Linked DNA regions of Homo sapiens: region 1 is linked to region 2. Evidence: chromatin loops called from intact Hi-C (ENCODE). Cell type or tissue: A673. All regions are shown on one strand. Links, peaks and the distances in the headings refer to the core of each region. The heading gives the core; the rest is flanking DNA. Region 1 overlaps KSR2 (kinase suppressor of ras 2). Region 2 overlaps NOS1 (nitric oxide synthase 1).

The links. A loop is a pair of places that touch in the nucleus more often than their neighbours do. Peaks named below come from ENCODE experiments on the same cell type or tissue, not always from the same donor. Only the 100,000 strongest peaks of a DNase experiment are listed, where the experiment ranks them.
Region 1: a loop joins it to region 2, with 5 times the contacts of the local background. A loop is called at or near these places in 33 of 110 quality-filtered maps.

What each region holds. Positions count from the first base shown.
Region 1 is chr12:117,848,621-117,851,425 of GRCh38, reverse strand. The region is part of intron 3 of KSR2 (kinase suppressor of ras 2); the gene reads left to right. Among named protein-coding and RNA genes, the nearest start is that of KSR2, 120 kb to the left of the region's middle. In A673, for the core only: CTCF peaks have their summits at 1,063 and 1,262 (motif pointing right); a DNase peak (open chromatin) is centred at 1,265; H3K27me3 peaks cover 628 bases.
Region 2 is chr12:117,211,572-117,214,376 of GRCh38, reverse strand. NOS1 (nitric oxide synthase 1) reads left to right here. Exons shown (of 29, transcript NM_000620.5): 29 at 1-2,805. Among named protein-coding and RNA genes, the nearest start is that of FBXO21, 23 kb to the right of the region's middle. In A673, for the core only: a CTCF peak has its summit at 1,610 (motif pointing left); a DNase peak (open chromatin) is centred at 1,576.

The DNA of each region.
Region 1 (2,805 bases), core at 116-2,615, 640 kb before region 2:
GAGACTAGGTTTCGCCTTGTCATTGCCCAGTTTGGTCTCGAAATCCTGGGTTCAAGCAGTCCTCCTGCCTCGGCCTCCTAAAGTGCTGGGATCACAGGCATGTGTCCCCATGCTTGGTCAAGCAGCACTTTTCATTACACACCTCACTATGGTTTGAACCTACACTGATCCCCTACCTCCACATAGGCCTCCCTCTGGACTCTTCCCAGGCTGCTAAGACTCAGTCTTCTATGTCCTGCCTCAGATGCCAGCCTTAGGGCCACTGGGACCTTGAAAGCAATGACCAAGTGCTCCATTTTAACCCATTCCTACAGCACTTAGCACTGAAGTCAGCTCAACTCAGACTTCTTAGTAAAGAATTGTGTACCCAGTTCTGATCCTTAACACTGTACTTCACGTATGCTGTTCCTGCAGGTGATGGTGCCACTTAAAAACATTTTAATGCTTACCTGTTTTGGGGAGCAATTTGTTTTTAAATGAATGCCTCTCTTTTCCACTAGACTGTAAGCTGCAAAAGGGCAGGGATCATACTTGTTTCTGCTCACTATTCAATTCCCAGGAAGATCAATATCTAGCACATAGTAATGGTTCAATACATGTGTATTTTTTTTTTTTTTGAGATGGGGTCTTGCTTTGTTGCCCAGCCTGGAGTGTAGTGGCGCAATCTTGGCTCACTGCAGCCTCTACCTCCTGGGGTCAAGCGATCCCCCCACTCAGCCTCCTGGGTAGCTAGGACTACAGGCGTGTGCCACCATGCCTGGCAAACTTTTCTGTATTTTTTGTAGAGATAGAGTTTTGTCATGTTGCTCCAGCTGGTCTCGAACTCCTGAGCTCAAGCAATCCTTGAAAACTTACCAGTGGCTTAAAGAACACAGTCTTCCTCATGGATTGGAAAACATCCCAGGGTTTGGCTCCTACTTGAAGTCCTACCATTCACATTTTCCCTTCAAGCCCTAAATATCTGCTAAATTCATGAATTACTTAGAGTTTTCTAGATGAGGCTTGGATTTCACATCTTGGTACTCACATCCCTCTGCCTAGAATTTTCTTTCCTTTTGTCCTTCTGGTGAATCCCTGCTCTTCCCCAGGCCCAGTGCAAAGCCTGGTTCTCTATGAGGCCTTTCCTGGGCTCTGCAAACTGAGCTGACCTCTTGCCTTGGCTACCGGAACAGCAGATACTTCAGTGACCACCAGGTCTACACCGCTGAGCCCCTCCCTACCTCTGAAAAGCTGTGTGATGTGCTTGCTATTAATGTCCACCAGGGGGAACCAGTGAGCCATCCTCAAAGTATCCTTCATGTTTGGAATTCCCTTCTTCCCTCAAAAATAATAATTGGTTCCTTGAAGCTTCTAACCATCTTGGGAGTTGGATGGCTTTCCTTTACTCTAAAAATGTTATCCCAGACTGAGGAATAAACTAGTATCTTTCCCATCATACTCTTACTTCTTGAGGGTGATATTGTATTCATCTTAATAGCCCCAGCTCAACCCAGAGCTGGTGTTTCCTACAGTGATGAAATCAGGTTTTTAAAATTCTGGCCCAAAGTGAGGGCTGGATGCATGTTTGTTAAATGACAGAAGACAAGTTGTATTGAGGAACTCATATGGAGACCAAGGATATGGCAGCAAGGCTGCTTTGTGCTTGGCCAAGAATGTCATCTCTTTCTCTCTCTCTGTCCCTGTCTGTCTCTGTCTCTGTGTCTGTCTGTCTGTCTCTCTCTCTTTCTTTCTCAGAGGATGGAGGTAGCTTTATTTTAGAGATGTTAATGCTAATCTTAGTTTTCTCCTTGGGTTTTAGGGATATCTTTATTTTCCAGTGCCCAAGGAGCCCCGAAGATAGGAAATCTTAACTCATTTTTCTCTTCTCATAGCTTGTTAGATCACCCTTAGCCTGAAACCAAAGAATACTCATTCATTCATTTAGCAAGATCAAAGGATCCCAGAGCCAGGATAGCTTAACCTTTCCTTCTCGTGGCAGCTATGTCCTGAAACCAAAAAACCATTATTCACTCATTCAACGAAATTGGTTGCATGGTTATTCTATGCCAGGTGCTCTTCTGATCTCTAGAAATGCGTGCTGAGGTGTGTGTCTCCATAAAGTTTACTTTCTAGTGTGGGGGGCTGGGGCACAGACAATGAATTATTGTCTTAATGATCACGTACCTTATGCAGTGTGTGAGAATAAGTGCTATGGATTAAAGAAGACGTGCAGCAGGCTAAGCGGGGTTGGTAGTGCCCTCTGGAATGGAGGGACTGGTCATCATATTAAATAAGGTGGCTAGGGCAGCCTCCGTTCTCTTTCTCCTTTCTCCTTCTTAGTCCTCAATCATCTTCTAGGAGTATGGAATCTGGAGTCCAACAAACTTGGGTTTAAGTTCTGGCTCTGCCACCTATTAGCTGTGTGATTGTGGATACGACATATTATGATTCTGTGCTTTGTTTCCTAAGCAGCAGGATGGGGATGATGATCATGTGGGCCACAGTGGTTGCTGGGAGCATTACATGAGATGATACAGGCAAATCACCACCACCACCATCACTATTGTTAGCACCGTCATCACCATCATCACCATCATCACCATCACCACCACTACCACCATCACCACCCACCACCATCACTGTTGTTACCACCATCACCACCCACCACCATCATTACCACCATCATCGCCATCACCATCACCAGGCTCCTCCAGCCTTTTTCTTCCCCCAGCTCACTTTTCTCCACTTCTCCTCATCCTCCTCTCTTTTTTCCTCCAAGGGGCCCTTCCAAGGGGCTTCAGCCTTTCTAATTAAGCACTCTCATTC
Region 2 (2,805 bases), core at 197-2,696:
GAAGCCTGGTGGCAATAAGGATCTTCCCACTTTGCCACTGGATGACTTTGGATGGGTCACTTGTCCTCAGTTTTTCCTAGTCATAATGTCATACGAACCTAAAGAATATGAATGGATTAAATGTTAAAGCTTTGGTGCCTGGAAACAATATCAAGTAACAATATGATTATTATTTTTTTATTCCCCCAAAGCGGGCTTGCTGCTTCACCCTTGGGGATGAAATAATGGAAGCTGGTTAAAGTGGATGAGGTTGGAAAGAGTTGCCATAATGAGGTCCCACGTGGCTTCTTCGATAGGAGCCACAACTTGGGGTGGGAAGAACTTGTCCCTCAGGCTTGTTGCCCTCTGCAGTTGATCTCCAAAGTTTTAAACCTGTTAAATTAATTTTGACAAATAAGTTACCCTCAACTCAGATCAAAAATGGGCAGCCAAGTCTTCGGTAGGAATTGGAGCCGGTGTAATTCCTCCCTAAGAGGCAACCTGTTGAATTTACTCTCTCAGAGTAAATGGTGGGAAGGGATCCCTTTGTATACTTTTTTAAATACTACAAATTAGTGTCAGGCAGTTCCCAGAAAGAGACAAGAAATCCTAGTGGCCTCCCAGACTGCAGGGTCCCCAAGGATGGAAAGGGAATGTTCTGCTGGTTCTACCCTGTTTGTTGTGTCTTGCTATACAGAAAAACCACATTTCTTTTATATACTGTACGTGGGCATATCTTGTTGTTCAGTTTGGGTGTCTGCTAAAGAGGAAGTGCACTGGCCCTCTTTGAAAGGGCTTTACAGTGGGGGCACCAAGACCCCAAAGGGCCCAGGCCAGGAGACTGTTAAAGTGAAAAGGCAATCTATGACTCACCTTGCTCTGCCATCCCTGGCAGCCCCCACCGGTGTCCTGTTCCTGCCACATGGAGCTTGACTTCATGCCAGCTATAATCTCCCCTGCCTTCCTTTAATCCCAATTTCCCCTGCTCACTCTTCCACAGATATAAAGAACAAACACTTAGCATCCCACACTCACCCCTTCTAATCCTGAAGGGAAGCCCATTCTAAACTCCTTTCCTGCAAACCCATTTCCAGCTCCTAGTAGCTTTCCTCCCAAAGGCTTTCTTTCCAATCCTTTATAGCTTTGGAGACGCCTCCCCAATTCCCCAGGGAAGGAAACTGTTGTGTCCAATCCCCATTAAAGACAAATTGATCAGTGCTTCCCACTCCAAGTCAAGCTTTATGCAGGAATGCTTTTCCATCAGGGAATAAATACTTAGAAGCGCTTACAAGGTGCCAGGCACCTCCTTTCTGCATGTGCCTGCCTTTCTAGTAGCAGACAGATGGAAACATTGTCTCATTTTGTCAAGGAGTCCAAAGAAATGATTATAAAACCAGGATTCATCCTTCTTCTCCAGAAAGATTTTTTTTTAAGTAAACACCTTTCAATCCCCAACACAAGCTGCTTCACAACTCCAGGCTAGAAGGCAGGAGAGCGATCTGATGTGTTTCTTTCATTTGCCAGAATTCCTGATACCAAAAGCCTCTCTCTCTGTTGAGTAACCTCTCAAGGACCAGAGTGGAGTCCAGATTGTTAGGCTCAGATCAAGGGTGGGGAAATACTGCCCTCTCGTGGTGGCTTTTCATCCAGGCCTCGTAGCCAACCGTTTAAGTGCAAAATAGAATTAAGCAATGGGTAAGCAAAATAGGGTTGACAAGATATTTGGGGGTTATTCGGGTTATGGCCCATTTATTTCCCTCTTCCCCCTGAATTGACCAGTAGCAGCTCCAGCCCCATTTCACAAAAGTGAGTTTGGCCAGGAGGAATGAGACGTCTCCTGAAATAGGAACACCGGAACATCATGCTCACCTGCCATCACTATGCATCCAGTTCCCACAGCTTGTGTCGTGAAAGAGCAGAGAGATGATGTTAAACTCCTTGGGAGGAGAGAGGGCTTCTTTTGGTTTCCCTGGAGTGAGACAGCCAGGTGTCTTTCTTTTGCGGGGGGACACTTCAGACCCATCAATATGGAATTTTGGGAGCCGACCTGAGTGCAAATCCTAATTCTGCCCCTGTTGGTGCAGATGGCTGTGGGCGGCTCACTTGACCTTTTAGAGTCTGCATACCCACCTGTATAACAAGGTGGATTGAATGAGACAATGCCCACGAAATGCCCAGTTACAGTACCTGGTTCAAAACTTACTGCATTTTAATTTTTCACTTAACTTATAACATGTCTTGCTTCTCCAGTGTGTGGAAGGCACCGGGCAGTTTGCAGAGATAAGCAAAACACAGTTCCTCTCGTGCAGAAGGTTAGAATCTATTTTTTTTTTTGACAGAGTCTTGCTCTGTCACCCAGGCTGGCGTACAGTGGTACGATCTCAGCTCACTGCATCCTCTGCCTCCCCCAGTTCAAGTGATTCTTCTGCCTCGGCCTCCTGAGTAACTGGGACTACAGGCGCCTACCACCACGCCCAGCTAAGTTTTGTATTTTTAGTAGAGTCAGGGTTTCACCATGTTGGCCAGGCTGGTCTTGAATTCCTGACCTCAAATGATCCACGCACCTCAGCCTCCCAAAGTGCTGGATTACAGGCATGAGCCACCACGCCCAGCCAAAGGTTATAATCTGATGGAGAGAGACACCCGTCTTGGAACTGACATAAATTTCTGGGGTTTGAGAAATGGGCGGGATTTCACTGGTAGCTTCTGGAAGGTAAGAGTTGTCCAGGAATTGGGAAGAGTGAGAGGAAAGGCACGGACAGGGAGCATGTAAGATAAATTGAGGCTGGCTTTGGAAGGCTGAGGAGGGTGAGAAAAGGTGGGCTG